3 separate regions of the Homo sapiens genome follow, and regions 1 and 2 are each linked to region 3. A link is a contact called in ENCODE Hi-C or POLR2A ChIA-PET data. All regions are on one chromosome and are shown on one strand. Each heading gives the region's core, a stretch centred on a gene start or an enhancer-like site at or near the end of the contact. The rest is flanking DNA. Distances are from core to core; before and after follow the strand shown. Region 1 has its middle 220 kb from the start of LINC01624. Region 2 overlaps LOC107986674 (a long non-coding RNA gene). Region 3 has its middle 190 kb from the start of LINC00242.

Region 1 (4,963 bases), core at 2,262-4,761, 58 kb after region 3:
GCACCCTGAGCACGGCTGGCAAGCCAGCAAAATGAAGAAATGTGTGTGGTGCTGTCTGGCCAACTCCAGACTCCCAGCACTGCAAAGTCAGGAACTCGAAGTGACACAGAATCTCCGGTGGCATCAAGTGGCAGAGGCAGGTGGAGTTTGGCTGAGTTGTTACCTTGGTCTTTGTGATGCTTTGTGACCAGGGTCTGCTCTCTGGTGCCTTAATCCCAGGACAGCAAAAGAAGAAGGCAATCCTAGATCAACGTCTCTTGGCTTTTCTGGCCTGGCACCCAGAGTTCAGTTTCTTAAACTCTGCCTAACACACAGGTCGGCAGCACTTCCCACAGAACTGGACTCCCAGTTATGGCCGGGACTTTGGCAAGGACACACTCATTCATGAGCATCAAGAGTGATACCCATCCACGACCCTGAGGGCCTGCTGGTGCAAGACCCAAACTCAACATTTTCAGTGTGGCCTCCGCCTGCTCTTGGTCACCTGACCAGGTTTCTGTTCCTGAGCCCTGTGGATGGTTCAGACGTCCCCATCCACATGAGGGTCATGTGATGCGGCTTTAATTTCCACCTGGCAACCCTGGAAGCCCACGTGTGTCTCAGGAATGCATGGCTTCCATCTCCTCTACAGCCACAGGCAACAGGTCTACCTAGGGCATGTGTGGGCAGCACAGGGTGCATGGTCACCTGCAGTGGATGGTGTGGGCGGCACGGGGTGCGTGGTCTCCTGCGGTGGATGGTGTGGGCGGCACGGGGTGCGTGGTCTCCTGCGGTGGGTGGTGTGGGCGGCACGGGGTGCGTGGTCTCCTGCGGTGGGTGGTGTGGGCGGCACGGGGTGCGTGGTCGCCTGTGGTGGGTGGTGTGGGCGGCACGGGGTGCGTGGTCGCCTGTGGTGGGTGTGCGGGGCCTTCTGTGAGGCAGGACAGGCTCTACATGCACTTCGGCTTCTTGGCAGATCTGAGCGAATGAGAACTGCCCTGGGCTTCACTCCCGTTTAACTTTGCATGAAGAAGAATGTTCTCCACTCTGACTTTAAGCCAAGTGCTTGTCTAAGTGCTTCTCTGACAGGGAGACAACACTCCTTCCCCGGAGCCTTCCACTGGGCCTGGACATCTCCCGTCTCTGGGCTCTGAGTTAACTTTGTGATGCCAGCTCTTTGTGGGGTGTGCGCACGGCTGCAGGTGAGGAGACCTGTGAGAGTCGGAAGCCAGCTGCCACCCCAAATGATAAGCACATTGTAGCTGTCTCTGCATGGCTTCGTTGCATGAGGAAAGTCACTACTGTCAATGCAGGGCTGCTGGTCTCCACCTCGGAACGTGGCAGTGCACAATCCATCACTGCCCTGTGTTCGCAGGTCACAGAGAAAAGAAATGCTTTCTCTATTCCTTCTCGCAGTTAGTATTTTGTGATTATAGAAAAACTGTGCGTAGTTGGAAGTAGGGAAGGGAAGGAGGGAGGGAGGAAGAAAAACAGAAAGAAAATAAACCAAAAGAAAAAGAAGGAAGAAACCACCGTATTTTCAGTTTGCTTCGAATTATTAAAGTGGCTCAGGGAAAAAACTTTAATCTGAAAATAGTGGCCAACACGAGACAGGACGCCGATTGCTGCGTGAGTAAGAGGAAGCACCGCAGACCACCGCCGACGAAATTCTGGATTTTTTGAGGAGGGATTTCCTGAAGCGGGTGTTGAATATGGGCATGAAGCCACGAGGCTGAATCTAGATGTATGTTTCACGTTTCTCACAAGAGCTGATGTTGGTTTTTGATTGCAAAAGATGCCCATTGCAGAAAAACAAAAACATATGTGTCATGAGGAGCCTCAGAAACCTCCCCAAGCCCTCCACACAGAAGTGATTGTGAGTGCCGCTCCAGACCTCGCCCTATGGGATCTATAGGACCTGTAGACCTATAGCTGCCTGTATGATCCTGTGGGTACAATCTCCTAATGTAGGTGAGTGTGTGGTCTTTATAACACAGAAGTACATGCGAGCCTCAGGGGCTGCTTTTTATTGACAGTTCATGATAATAATAGCACACAGTGCATGTGGGGCATGGGGTGAGGGCTGGGTATTTACTGACTGTCCTGTGAGGTGGTGTGATTTCTGTCCCCACTTGGCCAATGAGGGCCTGCGGCACAGAGGGGTTACCAGCTCTCCTAAGGCCAACAGAGTTGATGGAGGGCTGGCTCCTGAACCACACCAGCCTGATGCAGGGGACTCAGCATTTTCACGACCCCATATTATCATATCAATGTGCCATAATTTATTTAGATCTTTCCCTTTGTTGTTTCAATTTTTCCCTCTTAATGAACAGCTCATAGCCAAATTTTTGTGTACCTCATTATTTCCTTACACCCTCCCCAACTCCTCACTCTACGGTGACTCCACTGGGCAAAAACTTGCACACTTTAAGAATTTGGAAAATGTGTTGACAAATTACATCCTAGAGAGGGGGGCTCCAATCCCAGCCGAAGCAGATGGAGAGGCCCGCCCACGTCTTTGCTAACCATGGGAATATTTTTCCTAAAGGAAAAGCTTTGCCAGTTTGGTAGCTGCTGTGATTTGAATGATGACGGCCCTTCTGAAATTCAGGTTGAAACTTAATCTCCAAAGCAACAATATTAAAAGGTGTGGCTTTGGGAGGCCCCACCCTCATGACTGGGATCAGTGCCCTCACAGAAGGACTGGAGGTTGAAGGGAGCGTGTAACTGAGCACCTAGCAAGAAGGCCCTCACCAGACACCAGTGCCGCCACCTTGGACTTCCCCATCTCCAGAACACTAGGAAATAGCTTCTGGTTCTTTATAAATTACCCAGGCTCAGATATTTTGTTATAGCAGCAGGAACAGACTAAGACAGTAGATAAGAACTGTCCTTTCCGCTCTAACATTCCGGCCATCTTTGAGAACAGGCTCTGCGTGTCCTGCCCAAGGACAGGCATGATTTCAATCCTTTCCCAAAGAAACTGCCAGCAATGTGACCCGTAAGGCAGTAAGTTTATGCAATTAAAATTTTGACCTGATTTCTTCATTAACAGTCTGAGTTTGGCTGGGCTGTAAAGCTGAGCAAAGGTTTAAGACAGAGCTCGGGCTTCTGGTCTTTCTCTTACAGGTGTACATTTAATACCAGGGCTCTGCCAGGGCTTCTAGAAAGAGCCTAGGGTGAGGAGGAAGCTCAGGGAGCTTGTGCTCCCAGAAGAGCTGCATCACAGAAGTGGAGATGGGGGCCGCACATTGGCCATGAGTACCCACGGATTGCAGTAGCCCCACTGAGGCCCCTTAAGGTGATAAAGACGAATTACAACCAAAGACTCTGGGGACTGGTCCCGGTGGTGGACCTTCGGTGTCCTCGGGGAGCACGGTGGGGGCAGGTCCTGGGGGCCAGTGTGGGCTCTCTGTGCTCACACTTGGGAAGGAGCAGAGCAGGCCCTGAGACACTGCCACAGCCTCCCTCCTCCTTCCAAAAAGAGGAAGAGACTGTGATGTTCCAGCTCTGCCCGTGTGACTCAACCAGGGCTGCGGCCGACTGCGTGACCACCAGGAAGAGGCTGTTTACATCTTCGGGAATCCCACATCTGGCCAGGCTCAGCTCAGGGTGGAGGGTCCCCTGAGCACTGGGGATGACTGGAAGCCTGCAGTCCCAAGCTAGGTGGCCTGGCCCGGAGCTCCTGAGATTTGGGCATCAGAGTGGCCGAGTTGCTCAAACAGGTTCCTGTACATCTGTGAGTCTCCGTTTTCTTCTCTGTGAAATGGGGACAATAAAACCACCTACTTTATTGAGTCATCGCAAGCTGGAAGAGGGTGATGTGTGTAAAGAGATTAACCCAGTATCTAGTACCTCTAAAGTGCTTAACAAATGACACCTATCACAGTGATTTTAACTGGCTTATTTCTCCATAAAATGAACGCGGAATCCGTCCATGGCCTCGTTCTCAGAATGCAATTTCATCCCCACCAAACTGAAAACTCTTCAACAGCAGCAGCGCCTCCCTCCACACCATGTTCCTCCTCCTTGATTTCTAGACCCAGATGCAGGTTGAGGTGGGCAATGGGGTCGCGCTTATCCTCACTCCTCGTCATCACCAGAGAGGTGGTGACCTTCCGGGGACCCCCATAGACAGGCTTGGTCTGGCTCTGCTTCCCAGGAATTCCCTCAGTGGTTTTGTGTTTCTTTCTTTCTTTCTTTCTTTTGACTCATTCTTTCCCGTCAGTGGGGCTCGGTGTTTGCTGGATGAGAGCGTGTTCTGTCGGCAGGTGGCATCCAGTTCTACGGGGTCCTCTGTGGATGCTAGGGTGCCCGGGAACCAGCAGTTCCACGTTGCATTTTCCTGGATGTCCGAGCAGAGCACCCGGGTCAGGCGAGTTCCCAGAAGCTCCTTGCCTTCTCTTCCCTGCATCAGGAAGGCTGGGGAGGGCGGCTCTGGATCCTGAGGGGAAGCCACTCGGATCTCCTGCAGCTGCTCAAGACCACGGCACTGTGACTGTGCTTGCCCATCTGGAAAGCCTCAGGCGTGCAGGAGCTTGGCTGGGCTCCACATTTGGACACAGAACCTGCTCCATCTGAGCTCGTGGCTCTTGGTCAGCCCAGGCTCAGGGAGCCTCTCGACGGGGTGGAATTTTGGGTTTCACCCACTTGGCTGATGCTTCCTGCCCTGTGTAATTGAATCAATCCTTTACGTAAATGCTGTTTCGTAACTGCCCGGGCTTTTCAGGGCCTCTGGGCCCTGGCTGAAAACCTAACTCAGCTCCTGCCTGGGAGGCTTTGCGCGGCAGGCCTGGCTGGTGGGAGGGTTTGGTGCCAGAGGCATCCGTCGGGTGAGGAGCAGGACCTCCCACGGTGAACATGGTGGCCACGTCCCCGCAGAGCCCAGCCTACTGAGCTGTCCAGTGAACCCTTGTGCACTTAAGCTAAAACACGCAGCCGTGCCCCCAGGAGGCCGCTTAACACAGAGCAATAGCCGGGTCCT
Region 2 (4,867 bases), core at 1,727-4,226, 34 kb before region 3:
AATAAGAAAAACAAAATCCCCAATTACAAAATGGGCAAAGGATTTGAGTGGCATTTTCTCCAAAGAAGATATGGAAGTGGACAATAAGTACATGAAAAGATACTCCGCATCATTAGTCATTAGGGAAATGTACATCAAAGCCACAATGAGATACCACCTCACACACATCAGAATGGCTGTATTTAAAAAGACAGACAATAACAAGTCTTGGCAAGGATGTTGGGAAATTGGAGCCCTCCTTGCTGATGGAAATGTAAACCGGTGCAGCCACTTTGGAAAATATCTGGCAGTTCTTTGGACGTTAAACACATAGTTATCACTTGACCCAGCAATCCTAAGTGAACATCTAAGAGAAATGAAAACATATTTCCACACAAAAACATGTACAGGAATGAGATGATTTGGGTGTCAACTTTAATGGATTAGGAATACCCAGATGGTTGGCAAAGAATTATTTTCAATGATTTGGTAGGCACTGAGCCAGGAAGGGCGAATTCTTGCTCTCTCTTCTGCCCTTGGATGTCAGAACTCCAGGTTCTCTGGCCTTTCATGATACTCCATACAGCACTGCTTCTGACCACCACTCACCATCCATCACCCCTAGTGACCTGCTAGAGGAGTTATTACTTCCTATTTCCAACTTTATGCTCTGCTGGCCTAGAGGTCTTCCTTCCATAGGGAGAAATGCTACCACCAGGAGATACAACAATAATTCAACTGAACTGGAAGTTAAGATGCTATCTGACCACTTTGGGCTTCTCATGCCTCAGAGTCATGCTAAGAAGGGAGTCAAAGTGTTGGCTGTCTGACCTGATACCAAGAAGAAATTGGCCTACTCCTTCACAAGGGAGAAATAGGAGATCCTCTAGGGCATCTCTTGGTGTTACCATGCCTGTGATTCTGGTCAATGGGAAATGACCACAACCCAATCCAGGCAGGCTATGAATGTCCCAGGCCTTTCAGGTATGAAGGTTTGGGTCACCCTGCCAGGTACAGCACGGCAACCAGCTGAGGTCTTGCTGCAGGCAAACAGAACACAGCAGGTGGTAGAAGGTCATTAGGAGCACCAGCTACACCCACGGGACCAGTTACAGAATCAAAGGCTGCCACTGCCATGAGTGTTTTCTCCCTGTGTTGCTACGAATATGTTTGCATGTAAATATACATATATTAGGCAAATTTTTCTTCTTTTCTATCTTACTCCTTTATCATATGAGATGTATTGAGTTTGCATCAGTATTTAAGTATTGTTAATTTTACACCATAGTGTTTAAGTTACAGGAGAGGAGTAAATGTCACTCAAGGACTTCACTTCCTCCTCTGGGGAAGGAATTAGTGTGTTTTTATTGTACGAATTGTATCATGCTAGGTGGAACTATGACCTTGTCATTATCTTTTTAAGAGATTAAATATGGTTTAAGGAGATGCATGTGGGTGCCAAGTTGACAAGGGGTGGACTTGTGATGGTTGATTATAAGTGTCAACCTGACTGGATCAAGAGATGCCCAGGTAGCTGGGAGGCCATTGATCATCCTCAGTACTCCAGGAGGCACTGAGCCCATCCCTCTTCTGCCAAAAGAGAAACCTAGGAAGATTGGCATTTGATTAGAATGATTGATCTGTCCAAGGTATGTCTGTGAGGGTGTTTCTGGGGGAGACTGAGGTGTGAGTTGTTGGACTGAGTGGGGAAGGTCCACCTGCATTGATCTGCCCTCAATGATCTGGGCTAAAGGCCTGGATGGAACAAAGGTAGAGGAAGACTGAATTCTTGTTTTCTCTTGGGGAGCTGGGACCCCTTCTTCTCTTGCCCTGGATGTCAGAACCCCTGGTTCTCTGACCTTTGGACTCTGGGACTTAACACAGTGACCCCCTGGGCTCTTGAGCCTTTGGTGTCAGATTGAGAGTTACACCATCAGCTTTCTTGATTCTGAAGACTTCAGACTTGGACTGAACCACTCTACCAGCTTCCCTGGTTCTCCAGCTTGCAGATGACCTGTCATGGGACTTCTCAGCCTCCAAAATTGCATGAGCTAATTCCGCTAAAAAATCCCCTTCTTATCTTTCTCTCTGTACATGCATCCTATTGGCTCTGTGTCTAAGAAGAGCACATACTAAAACAAAGAATGTCATAGGGAACTATTCAAAATAGCCCAAAATGGAAACTACCCAAATGCCCATCAACTGATGAAAGGACATAAGGTGGGACACACACACACACAAACACAAACACACCCAACATACACAAAAATACAAAAACACAAACACACACACACAAACACATACACACAAACATACAAACACAAACATACAAACATACATACACACACACAAACAAAAAACAAAAAAAACACATAAAAATACAAAGACACAAACACATAAAACACACAAAAATACAAAAACACAAATGCACACACAAACACACGCAATGGAATATTATTCAGCCATTACAAAGAAATGATGTGTGAATCTATGAATTATTTAAAAAAGGAAAAGAAAGAATGAATTACAAACACATGCTACATGCATGAACCTGAAAAAATTAAGTGAAAGAGCCACAAAAGACCAATGTTGCATTGTTCTGTTTATGTGAAATGTACAGAAAGTGAAAACCTGTAGAAATAAAAGTGGATTAGGGTTGCCAGGGGAGGAGAGAAGAGGAAGCAGGAAGTAACTGCTAATAACAGCTTGATTTCTTTTCGTATGTTAAAAACACAGAATTGTATGCATTTAAAGTATATCTCAATAAATCTGTTAAGAAAAACCTCGTTGAATGGCATTTGTTAAATTCAAAACCATTTATAGACGAGAATTGCCGCTGCTGTGCTTTCAGGAGTACAAGTGTTCCACCAAATGTTAATACGCGTTTTGCAAGAAAAGAGCTCCATGCGAGTAAGTTTGGGAAGTGCTGGGTTAAAAACGACAAGCAAGTTTCTTTAGTGCAATCACGGAAGAGTGTTCACTGTGCTAACGTGAACTGCAGCCTCCAGGGTGAGGGAGGGAGGGGCCGGCAGTAGTCTTGCTCCACATACACGATTTGGGTAGAGTTTTGCAGAAAGACGCAAATTCACAGGGAACTTGGGTGAAGGGGGGGTGGCTGTGTGTTTGGCTTTCACTTGGACAAGCCTCCTTTTCCCTCCCACAGAGCTGGCTGCTGCTGCCAAGGCCCCAAGGAGGCTTTCAGGTGAGGGGGCGTGGAGGGGAGGGCCACCTCAGCCCTCAGGATTGGGTGGGCTGGGGCTGAGGACACAAGAGCAGAGTTTTGGGTGGCAAGTGTTGATGCAGGATGGAAACAAATTTGGCTGTCCTGAGGGTCCGGACCTCACTCAGCAGCGGACCAGGGTCTCTGAAGCCCCACCAGCATCACCCAGAGCTAATGGCAACCTCCTCAAGGCACCCATACCCAGCCAGCAACCAACAGGGCTGCTGACCTCCGGCCTCAGCCGACCCTACCAGCCAGGCCTTGCTGAGCCACGCCCACTTCACCTGTGTTCAGTTGCTTCCGGCAGGAGGGGACGCTGGGGTCCGCTTTTGCAGGTCATGCCACCGAATTCAAATGTGGTATCCGTTTTGTGTTTTCAGTCGTCCCTGCATTTTCTTCGTCTGAAATCAGGACGCTAAGTAGCTACAGCTGCATGTGCCGCCTTTGAGAAAATCTCATCCTGAACTCGAGAACACAGACTCAACAGGCAGACGGCCGGGAAGCTACAAGGCAGCGCCTCACAACACTCTCTTCTTTTTCATTCTACTAAAAGTTGCTCTCAAATCCTACTGGACAGAAAGTCCTAAAGCATTCCAAATGTTGCTCCATTTCCAAAAGTGCCGGCGCTGCCTCCTTGGGATCAGAGGCCTTCTGCGCTTGAGCCTGGCACCTGCCCTGGGCCCCAGTGGACGGGTCCTTCCTCTTGGACCACTGGCCCCATGCATTGTCCATCCTCAACACCTTCCCTGTGGTGCCCAGAGGCAGCGTCCAGGAGCACACCCAGGTGCCCAGCGGGACCCCGGAGCTCCCTTTGAACAGGCACCTTCTGGGGCTGGGGTCCCCATGTCTGGGGGGGAATAGGGGGCTGGGGCCCGTGTCTAGGGAGTTATGGGACCTTGCATCTGAGGGGGTGTGGTGGGGGGCTGGGGCCTGCATCTGAGGGCGTGTGGTGGGGGGCTGGGGCCTGCATCTGAGGGGGTTCTGGTGGGGGGCTGGGGCCTGCATCTGAGGGGGTGTGGTGGGGGGCTGGGCCCTGCATCTGAGGGGGTGTGGTGGGGGGCTGGGCCCTGCATCTGAGGGGGTGTGGTGGGGGGCTGGGGCCTGCATCTGAGAGGGTTCTGGTGGGGGACTGGGCCCTGCATCTGAGGGGGTGTGGTGGGTGGCTGGGCCCTGCATTTGAGGGGGTGTGGTGGGGGGCTGCAGCCCTGCATCTGAGGGGGTGTGGTGGGGGGCTGGGCCCTGTATCTGAGAGGGTTGTGGTGGGGGGCTAGACCCTGCATCTGAGAGGGTTATGGTTGGGGGCTGGGGTCTGCATCTGAGGGCCATGGGACCTGGGTTTGTGGCTGCTGGTTCGCCTCTGGGCTCTGCTGCTTCTCACAGTAGTCGCTGAGCCATCGCGGGTCCTGATGTCTCACGGGAGAAGCAGGCCTGGGCAGGTGGCACCTTTGGGAGAAAGCGAAGGGCAGCCTGGGCTGGAGGCTGCACCCAGGCACTGTGGTCAGTGGCTGGGGAATGAGACACGGCCCTCCTGGGCCCCGTGTCCCTTGTGGTGGGGTCTGAGTGCCTACTTCTCTCACCATGGCCCTCGGGGTCCCGTGCCTCTGCGGCCTGAGCCTGCGGTGGGTCCTGGCGCAGCACCTGGACACGGGCCTCCCTGCCTGAGGCCTC
Region 3 (4,796 bases), core at 1,743-4,242:
AGGGGGTGCCCTGGGGAGCAGGCATGAGAGCCACTTCTGCGAGGTGAGGTCACGAGACAGACGTCAACAAGGGCTGGCCAGAGAGAAGAGCCGGTCACCCAGGGCCTCGGAGGGAAGGAAGGCTCAGGGACCCGCGGGACGAAGGCTTGGAGAAGCCCCTGGGGAGCAGCTTGAGCACAGCGAGCTCTGGGACAATGGCCAGTGTCCAGCGACAGGGTGTTCAGAGACGGGGTGTCCAGCGACAGGGTGGGTCCGAGGGGACAGCGGCCGCCATGTCCAGCGACAGGATGGGTCCGGGGGGACAGCGGCCGCCATGTCCAGCGACAGGGTGGGTCCGAGGGGACAGCGGCCGCCATGTCCAGCGACAGGATGGGTCCGAGGGGACAGCGGCCGCCATGTCCAGCGACAGGGTGGGTCCGAGGGGACAGCGGCCGCCATGTCCAGCGACAGGATGGGTCCGGGGGGACAGCGGCCGCCATGTCCAGCGACAGGGTGGGTCCGAGGGGACAGCGGCCGCCATGTCCAGCGACAGGGTGGGTCCGAGGGGACAGTGGCCGCCATGTCCAGCGACAGGATGGGTCCGAGGGGACAGCGGCCGCCATGTCCAGCGACAGGGTGGGTCCGAGGGGACAGTGGCCGCCATGTCCAGCGACAGGGTGGGTCCGAGGGGACAGCGGCCGCCATGTCCAGCGACAGGGTGGGTCCGAGGGGACAGCGGCCGCCATGTCCAGCGACAGGATGGGTCCGGGGGGACAGCGGCCGCCATGTCCAGCGACAGGGTGGGTCCGAGGGGACAGCGGCCGCCATGTCCAGCGACAGGGTGGGTCTGAGGGGACAGCGGCCGCCATGTCCAGCGACAGGGTGGGTCCGGGGGGACAGCGGCCGCCATGTCCAGCGACAGGGTGGGTCCGAGGGGACAGCGGCTGCCATGTCCAGCGACAGGATGGGTCCGGAGGGACAGTGGCCGCCATGTCCAGCGACAGGGTGGGTCCGAGGGGACAGCGGCCGCCATGTCCAGCGACAGGGTGGGTCTGAGGGGACAGCGGCCGCCATGTCCAGCGACAGGGTGGGTCCGGGGGGACAGCGGCCGCCATGTCCAGCGACAGGGTGGGTCCGAGGGGACAGCGGCTGCCATGTCCAGCGACAGGGTGGGTCCGGAGGGACAGTGGCCGCCATGTCCAGCGACAGGGTGGGTCCGAGGGGACAGCGGCTGCCATGTCCAGCGACAGGATGGGTCCGGAGGGACAGTGGCCGCCATGTCCAGCGACAGGGTGGGTCCGAGGGGACAGTGGCCGTGATGTCCAGCGACAGGGTGGGTCCGGGGGGACCTGCTCTTCCAAGACCACATCGTCATAATTCTGTGAACATTTACACTGAAAAACAAGTGTTTGACTGGCACCGATGCCTGGCACAGCTTCCCTCATTCATTCCCATGTGCACACCGGGCACCTCCTTCATGGCCTCAGCCTCCCTGGTCCCCGATTTGCACTGGACCTGTGACCAGGGCTTCCTCACCTGAAGATCGACCCGGTGCCAGCCTCCGTCCTGCTCCCCCAGGCTCAGCCTCCCCACAACCCAGTGGCCTCCCCCTCCCACGGCCCCCTCAGCCGGGCACCATCACACTCTTGGGTTCACATCGGGCCACCTCCTGGCTGGGCGGGATGAGCCCTGTGGGGCTGGGACGTGCATGTCAGCAAAGGAGCCAGCACCAGGCTGGTCTGGAGATGCTAACCCAGAGGTTCCTGGATCTGGCAGGCTGTGCGCGGCCCTCCTGGCCTGGCCGTGTCCTCAGCTGGTGCTGCAGCCCATCCTCTCTGATCCGCACAGACCTGTGGCCACCCTTGTGTGTGTCTGCGGCACATTTAAATTACACATGAATTGAGAGAAGGACCTGCCCCGTGGACCTCTGCAGCCTCCACAGGACCTGCAGGTGCGGAGTGGTTCCTTTCTCATGGTGTCGAGGGCCAGCAGGCTGCACTCTGTCTCCCCACGCGAAGTGCCACAAATAGCCGATGTCTCCCCGCCCTTTCCTCAGCTGCTACTGCTGGGTTCTAACCTCCAACAGGCCAGCCCCAAACCAGGCCCCTGGCACCTGCTCAGGCCAGCCAGCCCGTCGGCCCCTCTGTGGGTGTCTGGTCTCAGGCCCTGACCTCTGGTGCTATGCCTCAGCACCCAGAAATGCTCTGCACGCAGTGGTCCCCGGTCCACAAAATGCACCCCTGTATGTTCACACACATGCATGTGTTCCAATAATACACACTCACAAGCCTCACATACACACATATGCCTATACAGTACACACAGGCACACACAATAAAACTCATACACACACATACACACACACATGACACACACAAGCACATACGTGCATATACATTACACACATACAACACACACAAGAATGCAAACACACATATGCATATACATTACACACAGGCACACACAACACACTCATATGTACACACGTACACAACACACAACACTCATGAGCACACACGCATATGCATATACATTACACACGGGCATACACAACACACATGCATACACACAGGTACACACAATAAAACTCACATGCACACACATACACACACAACACACACAAGTATGAGACCCCACAGTCAACCAGATCGAAGTAAACGGACGATTGGATGGAGCGGAAATCCCCTATCACCCTCTGCTTTGAATAGTTTGCTATCTGCATGATTTAAAGGAAAACTGAAGCTCTTATTAGAATAAAGTAAAAATGATCATTTCTTACCTTAAAATATAAACACGTGTCTGTATGTCATGTGTGGCCTGTCAGGAAGATGATTTGCATTGTCGGTTTCTGAGTGTGCTTTACAGGAAATAAAGGATGAGGCCCCTTCACGTGATGGGCTCCCGTCTTGCACGCTGGTTACCCCTTGGAGCTTCCCGTTTATGTGGATTGTGGCAGTGACTTGAAGTGGAGCCGAGTGTAGTGACCTCTTGTTAACGCCAGAGAGGTCTGTGGACCAGTGTGCTTTCTGCTCACATCGACTGAGAGTGCCACTGGGTAACAGCGGCATTCTCACTGAGTGTTTTCTTCATCATACAACTGCACCTCTGACGATCTCAGCCCACACAGTGGGAGGCGCTCCGAGGGCACGGGAAGCACCGGGCGACCTCAGGAGCTGCAGCGCCGCCAAGATGTTGGCCTCTTTTATTTCCTCACTTTCCCTTTTATATGGTTTTAGCTCTCACATTCTATTTAACTCTCTTTATAGCCATTTGCCATTGTGTGAGATGGCAGTTGCCTGCAATCTCCTGGGACTTGCTACTCTGGACGGAGGCTGAGCCCCTGAAGTCCACCCATCTATGACTCCTGGTCCACCCAGGCATTGGCCCTGCCTGGGGATCGTGCCTGAGTCTGCGCGGCCCTCTCCACTCAGAGCCGCCTCAGAGCCTCCTCCACAGCCCACGTAGCCCTGCCCGCTTTCCCTGGGATTTCGGGTGCAGTCGCAGGGTTAGGGGTGAGGGTTGGCCCCCCTCCAGGCAGGAGTGCCAAGTCCTTTCCAGTGCGGCTGCCCAGTCTACCGCGGACCTCAAGGTTTGGAGGCAAATGGCCCCACATCCCTCCTGACACCAGGACACCCAGACTTTCTGTTCCTGCAGGTCCCATGGGTGTCGGATGGGGCCTCAGGCTGAGCAGCGCATGTGGGTGCCCAGTTCATTTGTGAAACACCTTCTGTGTCCTCTGCAATCACCCTGCAGGGCTGTTCAGGGTCCTCGTGGGTGTGAGGTCTGCAGGACAGCGGCCCACAAGGTGCCCACGCCCATTCTCAGAACCTGAAATGTGTCACCTGTGTGGCAAGAGGGGCCGTGCAAATGCCATTAAATCGAGGACACTGAGCAGGGAGGTGTTGCCACATGATTCAGGGGGCCTGATGTCCTCACGGGCATCCATAAAAAGGAAAAGAGGGAGGTGGAGGGTCGGGCTGGCCAGAAGGCCAGGCACAGACCAGACAGAGGCTGGGGTAGAGCACAGAGAGGGTTTCTCCCAGGAGCCTCCAGAAGGAACCAGCCCTGCCCACTTCTGGATTTTCGCTCACAAAGACTTGGGCGGGATTTCTGACCTTGAGAACTGGAAGGAAATAAATTTGTGTTCTTTAAAGCCACTAAATTCATGGAAATTTGTTGCAGCAGCAAGAAGAAAGGACTCCGTTGCAGAAGAGGTCTGTAAAAAAGATCTTTGGTATCTATCATTTTTAGTTGCGTGTATTCCAAAATCTCCCAGTCTGAAATTTTTAAGATGTTTTTTGATGAAGAAAAGTTTATAATTTAAATATGGTCAAATTACCAACATTCTATATTTAGCTTTCTTTAAGATAAGCTTTCCTATTTCAAGGAGTAAAAGATACTCACCTATATGGTGTAAATTAATGGAGAGATATATCATGTTCATAGATAGGAAATGACAATTTTAGCCAGTTTGAATCTATAGACTCAGCCCAATTCAAATCAAAGTCCCAATAGAGTTTTCTATGGAGCTCAATGAGCTGATTCTCCAAGTGTGAGGAAAGAAGGATCCAGGGAAAGCCCATACTCCTTGCTGTGGTGTTTAGGGGGGTGAAATTTTTGTGTCAACTTGACCGGGCCAAGAGGTGCCCAGATACTTGGTCAAGCATTATTCCAGTGTGTCTGTGAGGGTGTTGTTGCGGGAGACTGACATTTGAACCTGAGCATGAGAAAGGTGTGGGCCTTGGTGTGTCTGTGAGGGTGTTGCTGGGGGAGACTGATGTTTGAACCTGAGCGTGAGGAAGGTGTGGTGGGCCTCG

Evidence for each region. A loop is a pair of places that touch in the nucleus more often than their neighbours do. ChIA-PET counts read pairs that join two places held with the same protein, here RNA polymerase II (POLR2A). Pooled maps may share reads with other maps.
Region 1: a loop to region 3 is called in a map of CD14-positive monocyte, with 7 times the contacts of the local background. The contact joins two enhancer-like sites. A Hi-C loop is called at or near these places in 4 of 168 maps with a recorded cell type or tissue (CD14-positive monocyte, breast epithelium and ovary) and 1 of 50 pooled maps. POLR2A ChIA-PET finds 5 or more read pairs at or near these places in 2 of 52 experiments (T-cell and activated CD4-positive, alpha-beta T cell).
Region 2: a loop to region 3 is called in a map of naive thymus-derived CD4-positive, alpha-beta T cell, with 4 times the contacts of the local background. The contact joins two enhancer-like sites. A Hi-C loop is called at or near these places in 3 of 168 maps with a recorded cell type or tissue (CD4-positive, alpha-beta T cell, aorta and naive thymus-derived CD4-positive, alpha-beta T cell) and 6 of 50 pooled maps. POLR2A ChIA-PET finds 5 or more read pairs at or near these places in 3 of 52 experiments (CD4-positive, alpha-beta T cell, OCI-LY7 and naive thymus-derived CD4-positive, alpha-beta T cell).

What each region holds. Positions count from the first base shown.
Region 1 is chr6:170,045,288-170,050,250 of GRCh38, forward strand. No RefSeq gene overlaps it. Among named protein-coding and RNA genes, the nearest start is that of LINC01624, 220 kb to the right of the region's middle. Within about 2 kb of position 3,512, at least 20 of the 41 ENCODE cell types and tissues checked have a DNase peak (open chromatin) inside an H3K27ac peak, as active enhancers do; they include CD14-positive monocyte, where a contact is called at or near this core.
Region 2 is chr6:169,952,880-169,957,746 of GRCh38, forward strand. It overlaps LOC107986674 (a long non-coding RNA gene), which reads left to right. Exons shown (of 5, transcript XR_001744483.2): 5 at 1-2,393. Among named protein-coding and RNA genes, the nearest start is that of LINC00242, 160 kb to the left of the region's middle. Within about 2 kb of position 2,977, at least 2 of the 41 ENCODE cell types and tissues checked have a DNase peak (open chromatin) inside an H3K27ac peak, as active enhancers do.
Region 3 is chr6:169,987,324-169,992,119 of GRCh38, forward strand. No RefSeq gene overlaps it. Among named protein-coding and RNA genes, the nearest start is that of LINC00242, 190 kb to the left of the region's middle. Within about 2 kb of position 2,993, at least 4 of the 41 ENCODE cell types and tissues checked have a DNase peak (open chromatin) inside an H3K27ac peak, as active enhancers do; they include CD14-positive monocyte, where a contact is called at or near this core.